Linked DNA regions of Homo sapiens: region 2 is linked to region 1. Evidence: read pairs that join two places in POLR2A ChIA-PET (ENCODE). Cell type or tissue: MCF 10A. All regions are shown on one strand. Each heading gives the region's core, and the rest is flanking DNA. Links, peaks and the distances in the headings are about the cores only.

Region 1 (6,302 bases), core at 1,787-4,286:
GCCAAATAGTAAACACTCATAAATGTTATTTATTGTTATCCTTATTAATTATTTTGACTGGTCAATATAAGAGGCATGACTTTGAAAATGACCTTAAAGCTGAAGAACTGTGAAAAAAAATAATAAAAACTCTAGACAAGAAGTATTTTTCCTATATATTGTATAAATATTTTTGTTTATTTGTTGAAGACTGCCCACTAAAATGTTTCCTTCACTGCCACCAAAATTATACACTGTTCAATTAATATTTGTGCATCTACTCTGTTTATTAAGGAAGATCAGGCAGTTGCTTCACGCCTAATATAGAAAATAAAAAAGAGCATAGTTTCCATCATTTAGGAGCACAGAGACATGGAAAGAAATTGTTTGAGTAGTATGATAATTGCCCCAATTTGACACAAACAGGTGTTAAACACAGGAAGACAAGTGCTTAATTCTGCAAAGGGAAGTAAAGAGAACCTTCTAAGGGAAGTGATATTTAAGCTGAATATTGAGGTTTGATAAGCAGACAAGAAGAAAGGGCCATCTCTGGAAGATAAAATATCACAAAGGTGAAAATAAAAGAAAGAAGGGTGCCTTCAAAAGCTGCAGTCAATTTAACATAGCTAGAGAGTCAGGTGGGAAAGGAGGAAGGCAAACTAGAAAGGTGAGTAAGGACAGTCTGTGTGATGCTCAGAGCTTTCAGCTCTGTCTTGTAGGCAATGCAGAGCCAATGAAGGACTTGAGCAGAGCAGAGACCAATGAGTACTGAATTTTGGAGAGAGCATCCAGGCCACTGGGTAAAGTGTGCATTGGGAAGAAGAGCTAAAGGAAGCAAGGAGACTAGCAAGAGAGTTCAGGTAAGGGTTGTTGAAGAGATTCTAATTGAAAGCCACAGTGGTGGGAAAAGAAAAGAAGTGGTAATTTGAGATAAATTCAGAGATATAACTGCCAGGACTTAGTCATTCTTAAGATATGATATCGCAAGAAAATAGTCAAATACAGTTGCCTCTATCATTGGGTACATGTACGGCAGACTTGCTTGAGTAATCCATTAGGGTGTGGGTAAAATATTATAATTTTATTCAAAAATTATTTTTATCTTATTCATTTTTAACTTTAATTTTTATGCTTTATAATATATAAAGTAAAAGTAATATACGTGAATAATCCATATAGATATGTCTGTGTATTGGGACTATACATTCCACTTTTTTTACTAATAAAGATGCACAATTAAAGAGGCTTGGAGATCACTGCCTTATTAAAACCTCTGTGTTTGGACAAGTTAAAATATGGTGATATTAAAGGCAACATTTTTCCAAATATCATTCTAAAAGATATAGCAATATATTTTAAAAGTGTTACTGTGCACTCCCTCAAAAGCTTATAGTCTAAAATAGAGATCTCTAACTTCTCACTGCCTTACTCATCTTACTAATATAAACAGTAAGAAGGGCAGACAGACCCCCTTCTACTTTGTCCACAGCCTGGCTCAACTCTTTATTTTTATAAATGTCAACTTGAACTAAATCAAACTTGATTTCTGATTGCTTTTTTCCCCTTGCTCAACATTTCTGATAGACAAATGTGCTATGCATTTGGACACAAGCACAAAGAACTAAACCAAAGTACACACTGAATGTATAAACTATCAGTTTATATACACATTAGCTAGTGGAGTGGGAGAGAGAAACAAGCCTTGACAATGTCCACAGAATGACTCAGGAAGGTAGGGTAAATAGTACTGCCAGGATTAAAGTTGGTAAGTTCAAAAGGAAAGGAGGATATTACTGAGGAAGGCTCAGAGGGAGATGGGTCTTTGATAGTCTGCTCATGGGATTCTGAAGAAAGAAGGGATTGGCTGAGGTTTCCAGAAGATGAAATGTGTAATTTAGGTCTGATATCTCCACCCCTCACCTCCATATTCTTCTTTGCTTTACCCCTTCAAGTACTAGTGAAGTCTTTTGACTTTTTGCTTTGAAACAATAATCTGAATTTTTGACATATGCCATTTTTAAAAGATATGTACTATAGACTGTTCATCCCCTGGGAATTGCTGGGCTCTGCTTGCTCATGAAAGTAATAATAAAATATATAAACATATACAACAAAGAAAAGCTCTAAATAGAACAAAAAAAAAAAAAAACTGTGTGGCACTGCCAGAAAATAAATAAAGAAGCACTTTCAACTAGATAGGATGTAAACTAGGTCCTAGTTTAGGACCATAAGGAGAGGGTTAATGAAATAGTCAACAGTTGACTGAATATAGCAGTGCAAAGAAAAGGAACTTTGTCTAAATGACTACACATATGAAAATCTAGATAATGAGGAAAATGCATCAAAAGACCAGAAATGTACATTGTGTATACCCATTCTAGAAACTTTTTCAAGAAGTATGTGTCAGAGTGAAAGGATCCAGTTTCATCAACCTTCTTTCTCAGTGGATACCCGCCCTGGATGAAACTGTCTGAGCTACTATGACAAGTAGCAAGAGCTGCTGAATGGATTCAATGTAAGGACAGTTCAAGCAGCTCTTTACCAAATTAACCAATATGAGGATGTCAGAAGTAGATGACCCCATTTATGTATAAGTAGACACTACATTTATGTTCTTAATACTCAGAGAAATGAGATTGTCAGAGAGTTAAAAGAGAAGAAATGCTAAAAGATTAAGATCCTTTTACTTTTTGGAGTGATGCATGGCTTTTGAGGACTCAGCAATAGACACTCAATACACTACTTGGTAAATTTTATCCTTCACTTGTATCTGCATCTGGGGAAACAAAAAAGAAGGAAAAAAATCTTGTTTTAAAAATGTCATTAAGTATACACAGTATTGAGAAAGAAGCATGCAATGTAGCTCTTTATCTTTTGGAAAAGGAAGCAACAGAGGGTAATTTGAGAATTTGGAAATCACATCCCATGGGAGACAACCAAAATGTTTTCAAAACTTCAGCAAGGGAAACATAAATACCTAAGAAGTGCTTTGCTGGTTTATATAGTCTTATAATAAGTGCTGAAGTTGTTAATATTGCCAAGATCTGAGGAGCTACAAAAACATGAGCTTAAAGTGGATGGGACTAAATTTTTTTTCAATCATTAATACTGAGCTATTTTTTCTAAAGATATAAACAAATAAACAATCCTCGCGTCTCCTTTGATGCTTCTAAGGAAAGGCTTCAAGACACTATGTCTTGGAGTGACGTCAGCAAGATGGCTGACTAGAGATAGCTGGCATTCTAGCTGACTAGAGATAGCTGGTCTGCAAGCAAGGACCAAGACAACAAATAAACAGCTAAGATTTGACAGGAGAGTCAATGGGAGAGTACTGAAGTGGAGAGGCACCTGAGGTGATTGGAAGTTCAGGAGGGCAGAATGGAAGCACCCAGCATCTGCAGCCCCATCAACCCCATCCAAATATGATCAGCCTAGAGTCAGGAAGGACTCCCCATTGCAAGGAAAACATAAGCAGAAAATTTTCACCGACCCCCATTGCCACTTCAAACACCCACAATTTTTACAACAGGAGAATCCCACAGTCCTCAGAATCCCTGAGTTGAATTTGGAGAGCTGTCAGGACTTCATGCGATTGCCTTGTTCCAAATTAGGAGCACATGGTGTGTACTCCCTACCCCACCCCCACACCCTGTGAGCCAAGCAGCTGAAACCTGGTTCCATCTTGAGACCAGAGCCACCTCTGGAGTGTGCCCTACTCTGAAGCCAGTAGCCACTGCACCTCTCCAGCACTGGGGTACCAACTTTGTCATGCCAAGCCCACATGGGTGGCTGAATGCCATAACCCCAGCTATGTGGAACTTGGGCCAAGGATCAGCTATGACTCTGGTCCTGCAAAGCAGAGAAAACAATCCTCACCACTGCACTTCTAGCTGGAGGAATGGTCTGCCATTACCATCAGCCCTTAAGCTGGTCAACTTACCTTACCTTACCTATAAAGATGCACAGACTGAAAGTAAGGGGATGAAAAAAGATATTCCATGTAAATAGAAATCATAAGCAAACAGGAGTAACTATATTTATATCAGACAAAACAGACTTCAAGTTAAAAGCTTTAAAAAGAGACAAAGGGCCGGGCGCGGTGGCTCACGCCTGTAATCCCAGCACTTTGGGAGGCCGAGGCGGGTGGATCACGAGGTCAGGAGATCGAGACCATCCCGGCTAAAACGGTGAAACCCCGTCTCTACTAAAAATACAAAAAATTAGCCGGGCGTAGTGGCGGGCGCCTGTACTCCCAGCTACTTGGGAGGCTGAGGCAGGAGAATGGCGTGAACCCGGGAGGCGGAGCTTGCAGTGAGCCGTAGATCCCGCCACTGCACTCCAGCCTGGGCGACAGAGCGAGACTCCGTCTCAGAAAAAAAAAAAAAAAAAAGACAAAGAAAAACATTATATAATAATAAAAGAATCACTTCAACAAGAAAATATAATAACTGTAAATTCAGATGCACCCAATACCAGATATATATCCAGATATATAAAGCAAACATCAAATCCAAAGGGAAAAATAGATCCCAATACAATAATAGTTGGGGACTTAAATTCCCCACTTTCAGCACTAGACAGATCATCTAGGTGGATAATCAACAAAGAAATATTGAATTTAAACTGCACCATAGAGAAAATGGACATTTATAAAACATATCACCCAACAGCTGCAGAATACACATTCTTTTTACTAGGACATGGAATATTCTCAATGACTGACCATAAGTTAGAATACAAAACAATTCTTAAAACTTTTTTTTAAATAAAAATCATTTCAAGCATATTATCTAACCACAGTGGAATAAAACTAGACATTACAAATGAGAAGACAATTTGAAACTATACAAATACATGGAAATTAAACAACATGCTCCTGAACAACCAAAGGATGAAGGAAGAAATTAAGGGTGAAACAGAAAAATTTCTTGAAACAAATGCAAATAGAAACACAACATACCAAACACTATGGAACACAGGAAAATCAGTATTAAGAGGCAAATTTATAGTAATAAATGCCTACATCAAAGACTAGAAAGATGTCATATAAATAAGCTAACAATGCATCTCAAAGAACTAAAAAATCAAGAAGAAAGCAAACCCAAAATTAGTAGAAGGAAAGAAATAATAAAAATCAGAGCAGAAATAAACAAAATTAAGATAATACAAAAGATCAAGGAAACAATAGGCTAGTTTATAAAAAAGACAAAGGGAAATAACAAACCATTATCTGGACTAACTAAAAAAGAAAGAGAGAAGATCCAAAGAAGTAAAATCAGAAATAAGAAAAGAGATGTCACAACAGATACCATGGAAACACAAAGGATCATTAGAGACTACTGGGAACAATTATATGTCAAATAAATTTGAAATGGATAAATTTCTGGACACATACAACCTACTAAGATTGAATCAAGAAGAAGAAACAGAAAACTAGAATACACCAATCAGTAATAATAAGTCTTCCAACCAAGAAAAGTCCATAAACAAATGGCGTCACCACCGAATTCTATCAAAACCTTACAGAGTAATTAATATCAATTCTTCTCAAGCCATCCTAAAAAATTGAAGGAGAGGGCACTCTTTGCAACTCATTTTATGAGGCCAGTATAAACCCTGACACCAAAATCAGACAACTGCACAACAAAAATAGAAAACTATAGGACAACATGCCTGATTAACATAGACGAAAAATAATCAACAAAAGACTAGCAAACTGAATCCAACAACACATCAAAGAGATAATATAACATGATCAAGTGAGATTTATTCCAGGAATGAAAGGATGGTTCTACACATACAAATCAACAAACGTTATGCCTACATTAATAAAATAAAGGAAAAGAACAATATGTTCCTCTCAATAGATAAAGAAAAAGCGTTTGATATAATTTAACATCTCTTCATGATAAAAACTTAAAAATTAGGTATAAAAGTGAAGTGCCTCAACATAATAAAGGCTATATATGACAAACACATAGCTAACATCAAAAGTCTAAAAGCTATTTCTCTAAGAACTGGAACAACACAAGGATGCTCACTCTCACCTCTGTAATTCAATATAGTTCTGGAAGTTCCAGCCAGAACAATTAGGCAAGAGAGGGAAATAAAGGGCATCCAAATAAGAAAGAAGGAAGTCAAATTTTGCAGATAATAATATCTTATACACAGGTCTTATATATAGAAAACCCCAAAGACTCTACCAAAAAACTCTGAGAATTGATGAATACATTCAGTAAAGTTGCAGGATACAAAATGAATATATAAAAATTTGTAGCATTTTTATACACAAACAATGAACTAGCTGAAAAAGAAATCAAGAA
Region 2 (6,302 bases), core at 2,508-5,007, 54 kb before region 1:
ACACAATTCCATATATATCTAAACTTTATTTTAACCTAGGAAGCATGCAGTGTTAGGAACCTGAGAAATTGTAATACCTATATTTCTAAAACTAAGCCTAAATAAATCAGCTTCATGAAAAAGAAAAATTGAGCAGCCTGCACTTCATTCACCAGAAGTCAAAATGTCTGTAGTTAAAAATAAAGTAAAATAGACAATTTGGTCACTCAAATCTAAGCCCAGATATTTGCTGAAAAATAGTAACAGATACATGGTTGTGCTAGGGTTCTCTAGAGGGACAGAACTAATAGCATAGATAAATATATAAAGGGGAGTTTATTAAGTATTAACTCACGTGATCATAAGGTCTCACAATAAGCCAACTGCAAGCTGAGGGGCAAGGAGAGCCAGTCTGAGTCCCAAAACTGAAGAACTTGGAGTCCGATGTTTGGGGGCAGGAAGCATCCAGCATGGGAGAAAGATGTAGGCTGGGAGGCTAGGCCAGGCTAGTCTTTTCGCATTTTTCTGCCTGCTTTATATCCTGGCCATGCTGGTGGCTGATTAGATGGTGCCCACTCAGATTAATGGTGGGTCTGCCTTTCCCAGCCCACTGACTCAAACGTTAATCTCCTTCGGACCCTCACAGACACATCCAGGAACAATACTTTGCATCCTTCAATCCAATCAAGTTGCCACTCAGTATTAACTATCACAATGGTAAAGGGAAGAGTTAATATTTTATAAAAACTGACCCCAAATAATTAGCAGTTAAGAAGATTATAGTGTTATGCAGTTTTCCACCAATTATTCAGGTAGCAAAAGTTTCTTTGAATATCTGCTAGTCAAAGTTCCACGTGAGGTATCAAGGATTTCTGAATGGAATGCGGCTTTACATTAAGATCCTAATAATAATTTCTCAGAATAAAAGATAAGTTAAAAAATGTAGATATTATGAAAAACATGTTTACTCATTCTAGTTTTGAGTTAACATATTACAAGAGCATTCCTTTTGTCTAGGTTTTCTTGTGTGTTGAATCTATTATAGACCTATACTGAATTGTTTTATAATCTCTCCAGATTATATATAATTATTTATAATCTATCCACATTATCAACATGGCAAAAAGAAATTTGGAACAAGTTTGTGAGCTCTTAGCCTGGGAACAGACAAAACGGCTCCAGCAAGAGAAACAGAAATGGTCTTCTCCTCAAAATGCATTTATCCTGTGTTTAGTTCAAGAGCCACTTCATAAAATAGAATTATTTATTTTTTCATGAAATAGAGTTCCTCTTCTTTACTTTTTTATTTAAAACTGATGAAGTTGTTTGTATCTATACTGGATGTGCCAGATGGAAAGGTTTACTCATTAGAGGCAGCTGTTTTAGCAAATTACCTCACTACAGCATAATGACAGAGTTACAGCAGACTATTGAATAAAATTATTTCTCTTCCCAGTGAGATCATGAAAACTAGAAGTAATTTCAACGCGACTTTTTTTATTTACTTTGGAAATGGTTCAGTTGGACACATGAGTGATAAGGTGAGGTATTTTTATTCATATTTCATTCAATATTTATATACATCAGTGGAAATACAGGATATAAATTTACAATTTGATTTCTCTTTCAAGTAATGGATTCATTATCTATGTGGATGATCTCATTAGTTCCTTAAGTATGAATGATTCTACTGGGGAAGATTTTTCCTTTGACAATATCTCATTTCAAATATATGTATGCCTTAAACATGATCATAGATGTATCTTTCATGCTGAAGTTCACAATTACAGCATTACTCTTGAGATTCTTATGAGGAGGAGCTCTCCCATTCAAGGTTTCCTTGCTGAGCAAAATCTTCTTAGTTCCTCAGGTAAATGTTCCTTAATAGAATGCACTAAAGTCCTACTTTATACTGAATTTCCACTATTGCACATAGAATTTTAACAAGGAGGAATAAATATATGTATTCATATGTACATATTAGACATAACAATTTATAAAATGCTCATATATGTGTATATATTTCTATTCTCATTTTATTCTAATAGCCTTTAACAATTTTTTTTTCCCCATTTAACAGAGGTGGACATTTCAAGTTCAATTGTGTTTGATGACTCATTAGGTTAAAGAAGCTGTCAGGTGGTAAAGTCACCCCAGGTAATTTTCAACAATGGTCAATATCTAACTTTATCTAGAGACACCCAATTTAAACTATAATACCAAAAAACACCCACCAGAAGTATAGAGACACTTTTAAAAAATTAACAGATATGCACATTATTGCTATGAGAACTATGATAATTACATGTATAAATTTTCATGGTTATGGTCCCTTTTGTCTTCCATAACACCTTGGGGGGTGTCCATGACCATATTATAAAGTTTAGTGGAAGGGCTGACACCTGGGTGCCATAACTGAACAATTATGCCGGCCTGTATCATGCACAGCAGGCTTTATCCCCACAGCTGTATGTGCTGAACCTTGGATACAAGAATACTATTATTCAGGGCTCATTGTTATTCTCATAAGTTCAACAACTACTGTTGAAATAATTTAGACTCTAACTTTAGTTACTTTCTATGGTGACATTCAACTGAAGAAAATTTTACAAACCATATTTTATGTGAAAACAAGTTTTATGTGATCTCTCTGCATATATAGAAGCTTCCTTTTTAACATGTTTTTATCCACGTGATCTTACCTTCTGTAAGAATATATACATATACATACACATATATATGCTATGGATTGAATGTTTGTGTCACTTTAATAGTCACATGTTAAACCCCCAATCCCCAATGTGATGGTATTGGAAAATGGGGCTTTTGGGAGGTAATTAGACCATGAAGGTGAAACCATCATGATGGAATTAGTAGCCTTATAGGAAGAGACAATAGTAAGATTGCCTCCTCTCACTCTCTACCATACAAGGAAAGCAAGAAGTGGGCCCTTCCCGGGACCTAACCATGCTGGCACCCTGATCTCAGATTTCTAGCCTCCAGAACTGTGAGAAAAAGATGTTTTTTTTTGTTTAAGCCAACCAGTCTATCTGGTATTCTTGTTGTAGTAGCCTGAGCTAAGGCTCTGTACATACATATATTTTAAATATATATAGAGATAGTATATAAAATAGTATGTATATATTCTATTTCTCACAGTTCTATATTAATACATATAATATATACTAAAATATATTTTCTGAATATATATTCTGTTTCTTAATATATATGTATTCAGAAAATATATTAGTATATAATATATAATACATATAATATATAATAAATACCTAGTTTGTGTGTATATATCAAGGTAGCAGGGGGAGAGAGACAGAGACAGAGGGAGAAAGAGACAGCCTGCCAGAAGATCATTAGCTAAGGGTATTAAAGTTCTATTTTCCTTTGACATCTTAATGGACTTTAATCTTTTGGGCTTCCATCCAGAGAAATGAAGGGTATTCTCCAGAAAGTGTGGAAACCCTGCCACTGCAGGCTAATCAGGTGTGTTGACACATCAGTGAGGAGCTGGCTCACAACACCTGGAGAAGCAAGCCATGGAGGTGGAGCAGAATCAAATGAGCCTCCCACAAGGCACAAAGATTCTCAGCAAGTCAGGACATGTTACACATGGAAATTCCTACTCACCCAAGACAGATGCCTATTGCTGTGTCTCTCTCTTCCCATACTTTCACATTGTCTTGAAATATAAGCAAGATGTGAGAGCCCACAGTGCTATGGTAGGAGCCATCTGCAGTGCCATGGTCACCTGTGTCAGTGGTGGAACAAAGAGGGAAAGATGGCTTCCACATCCAGTGGTGACTTGAGTGGAAAAAGAAAAAAAAGAGCTCCTATGCCTGCTGGCAGATGCTACTGATGGGACTATGAGCAATTAGAGGAGGTTTCACATTTACTCACAACTTGGAATTTCTAAGCAAATTTTCACAACGCAAGGCAGCCGTACATTCTGTGTACCTAACACTTTGTGCTTTCTCATCTTGCTTGATCATTCAGGAAGCAGGTGGTCCATTCTTTTGGCTCTAAATATTTTGCATGTGAAGGGCATAGGTAGGTGCACCACTTTGGAGATTGTTAGCTGTGTCTGGTTCCGGGTGTCAGTTAGGCACAAATTAGTAAGGCTGGAGGGGTTAAGAGTTGCAGAGAAGTCTGACGTGATGGATAAGTTAAGGAAGAGTCCTAAGAGGCCAGAAGTGATAGAGCCCTAAAAACCAGAATGGGCTGGTCATGGCATGGCAGAAGCTGACTTATTTTTTATCTCATACAGAATGGGTGTCTACTAGTTCAGTCTGTGCTTATTTATTAACAAAATTATTCACAGCAATTCTCAGAGTCCTTCATCAAATTCAGTCTGCTCTTGAATATTCAGAAGAGATTCTTTCTGAATAATGCACAATAACTTTCTTTTTTTTTCCGAGAGGCTCCAATGTGTCCACGCTTCTTTTTTCCCCCTTATTTTAGTTTAATATAGGGTTTTCTCAGATTTTTTTCCTATAATAGTTTACTATTTTCCTAAATCTTTCCATTTTGTCATCAAATTCAACTATTTCTCACCTCATTCATCTTACAGGTTGTTAATAAATATACCAGAGAATAATGGTCCTGCTATTGATGGATCCCAAGGGAGAATTCCTATTAATCACTTCAATCTTAGGGTGAGCCATTTATTCTTACTCTTTGTATTTTCCCCATTAATGAATGATTCCCCTTTCCATGTGCAGTTTTAAGTATTCACACTGTAGTAGTTTATTTTTATTATCTTCTTAGCATTTCTCATGAAACAGAGATCCCATAATTGATGTGTATCTTGGACTCTGAAACTCTGCCTGTGTATAATGAAGGGATTGGCCTGGATGACCTCCTTCCTCTATCATTCTAGAATCTCTCTTTGTCCCAACTTGAAACCAAACAGGTGCCAGGGTCTGTCGCAGAGAAGAATAATTAGCACATCCATTAACATGGGCCCTGTTAACACATCCAGTGTTGACTCTAATTACTGGTAGATTTTAACTGAGCTCTGCTGTCTATAAGTGACTGTTAGCAAATGATAGTATATTTGATTTGACATACATCATACGTACTGAATAGTAAGCTTCAGTCAACTTTTACACAAGTACTCGTAAAGAAGCTGAAGATTTTAAGCTAACAGATTAAAAGTGGGAACAAATGATATAAGTGCAAGAGCATGAAATTAAAGCAATTATTGTTGTTTTTGATGCTTCAAAATGTGGGATTTATATGTAGTCCTTTACTTTTTATAGTGTTTATGAAAGTGGTTCAATGTGTCTTCTTTTAAGAGATCATATATCCTAGTATTAGTAACATGAATCTATAGGCTTGTCAAATATATATGTTAATAAAAAAATTTAAAACCACTTTTTCTGCATCAATTCCAGAAAGTATATGTACATTTCTGCCATCACACGAAATCCGATTGTTGCCAGATGGCACAATCGGGTTCCGTGTGATGGCAATGCCATGCGTCTCCCCTGCAGAGAGGCTGCTGCTTGCTGAGCCCTGGTGTGATAAGGGGCATAAATCACAAATCGTGTCACCCTGGCCAAGAAACAAGACATCTCTCAGTACTACCTCCCATAAGCAGATGCCACAGAGACTGCCAGATTCAAAGTCACTCTTGCCCTCTATCTGAAACAGCAACCCTTTGAAGAGAGCCCCTGGTCCCATGTGTGTTTGCAGCTCCCTATTTATAATCTGCAGGTTATTCTAGCAACTAACAATATCATTTTGGTAGTTACTAAGAGTAATAAAGCACCCTCTCTGTCGTGATCTGCCTATTTTATGACACTGGCTGGCTGGTGTCTCATAGTTTAATTACTTTAAGTCAATCATGTACATTGTTATGTTGATACTACTATTACTACCAATAAGAAGCCTCAAGTATTGAGGCCTATGGGCTAAGGCACCATACGTTATTTCAATATTCCTAACAACCTTACAAGCAAAGTATTGTTATTACCATTACATGAACTTGAGTGCAATGAGGCACAAGAATGTTAAAGTTTGAATGTTAGCCCTTGGTGGGGCAGGGCCTGGAACTCCAGCCAGTTTGATTCCAGCTCCAGGTATTTGACTCTGTACCAAACTACTTGGGGCTTTTAGAAAAAAATCCTTGTAAGAAAAGGTGAATTACAACACATAATAGTATTTACATTCTTCCTTTCTTAAAGTATCATTAGAAAAACTTGATCATTTTTCATAAAAGACTTTAAAAAATAGATTGCCAACTCTCTTGCATTGTTAAACAGAGACTCTTCAGGGCCATCCCAGAAAGAGCATCACATTTTCTGGAG

Evidence for each region. ChIA-PET counts read pairs that join two places held together with the same protein. Peaks named below come from ENCODE experiments on the same cell type or tissue, not always from the same donor. Only the 100,000 strongest peaks of a DNase experiment are listed, where the experiment ranks them.
Region 2: POLR2A ChIA-PET joins it to region 1 with 6 read pairs; 3 of 35 experiments call an interaction of 5 or more read pairs at or near these places.

Annotation. Positions count from the first base shown.
Region 1 is chr5:124,075,841-124,082,142 of GRCh38, reverse strand. All of the region lies in intron 4 of LINC01170 (long intergenic non-protein coding RNA 1170), which reads left to right. Among named protein-coding and RNA genes, the nearest start is that of LINC01170, 360 kb to the left of the region's middle. In MCF 10A, for the core only: no CTCF peak of the experiment used is centred there; no DNase peak of the experiment used is centred there.
Region 2 is chr5:124,130,258-124,136,559 of GRCh38, reverse strand. All of the region lies in intron 4 of LINC01170 (long intergenic non-protein coding RNA 1170), which reads left to right. It overlaps LOC101927397 (a long non-coding RNA gene), which reads left to right. Exons shown (of 4, transcript XR_246575.3): 2 at 1,436-1,520; 3 at 2,060-2,136; 4 at 4,562-5,366. Among named protein-coding and RNA genes, the nearest start is that of LINC01170, 310 kb to the left of the region's middle. In MCF 10A, for the core only: no CTCF peak of the experiment used is centred there; a DNase peak (open chromatin) is centred at 3,539.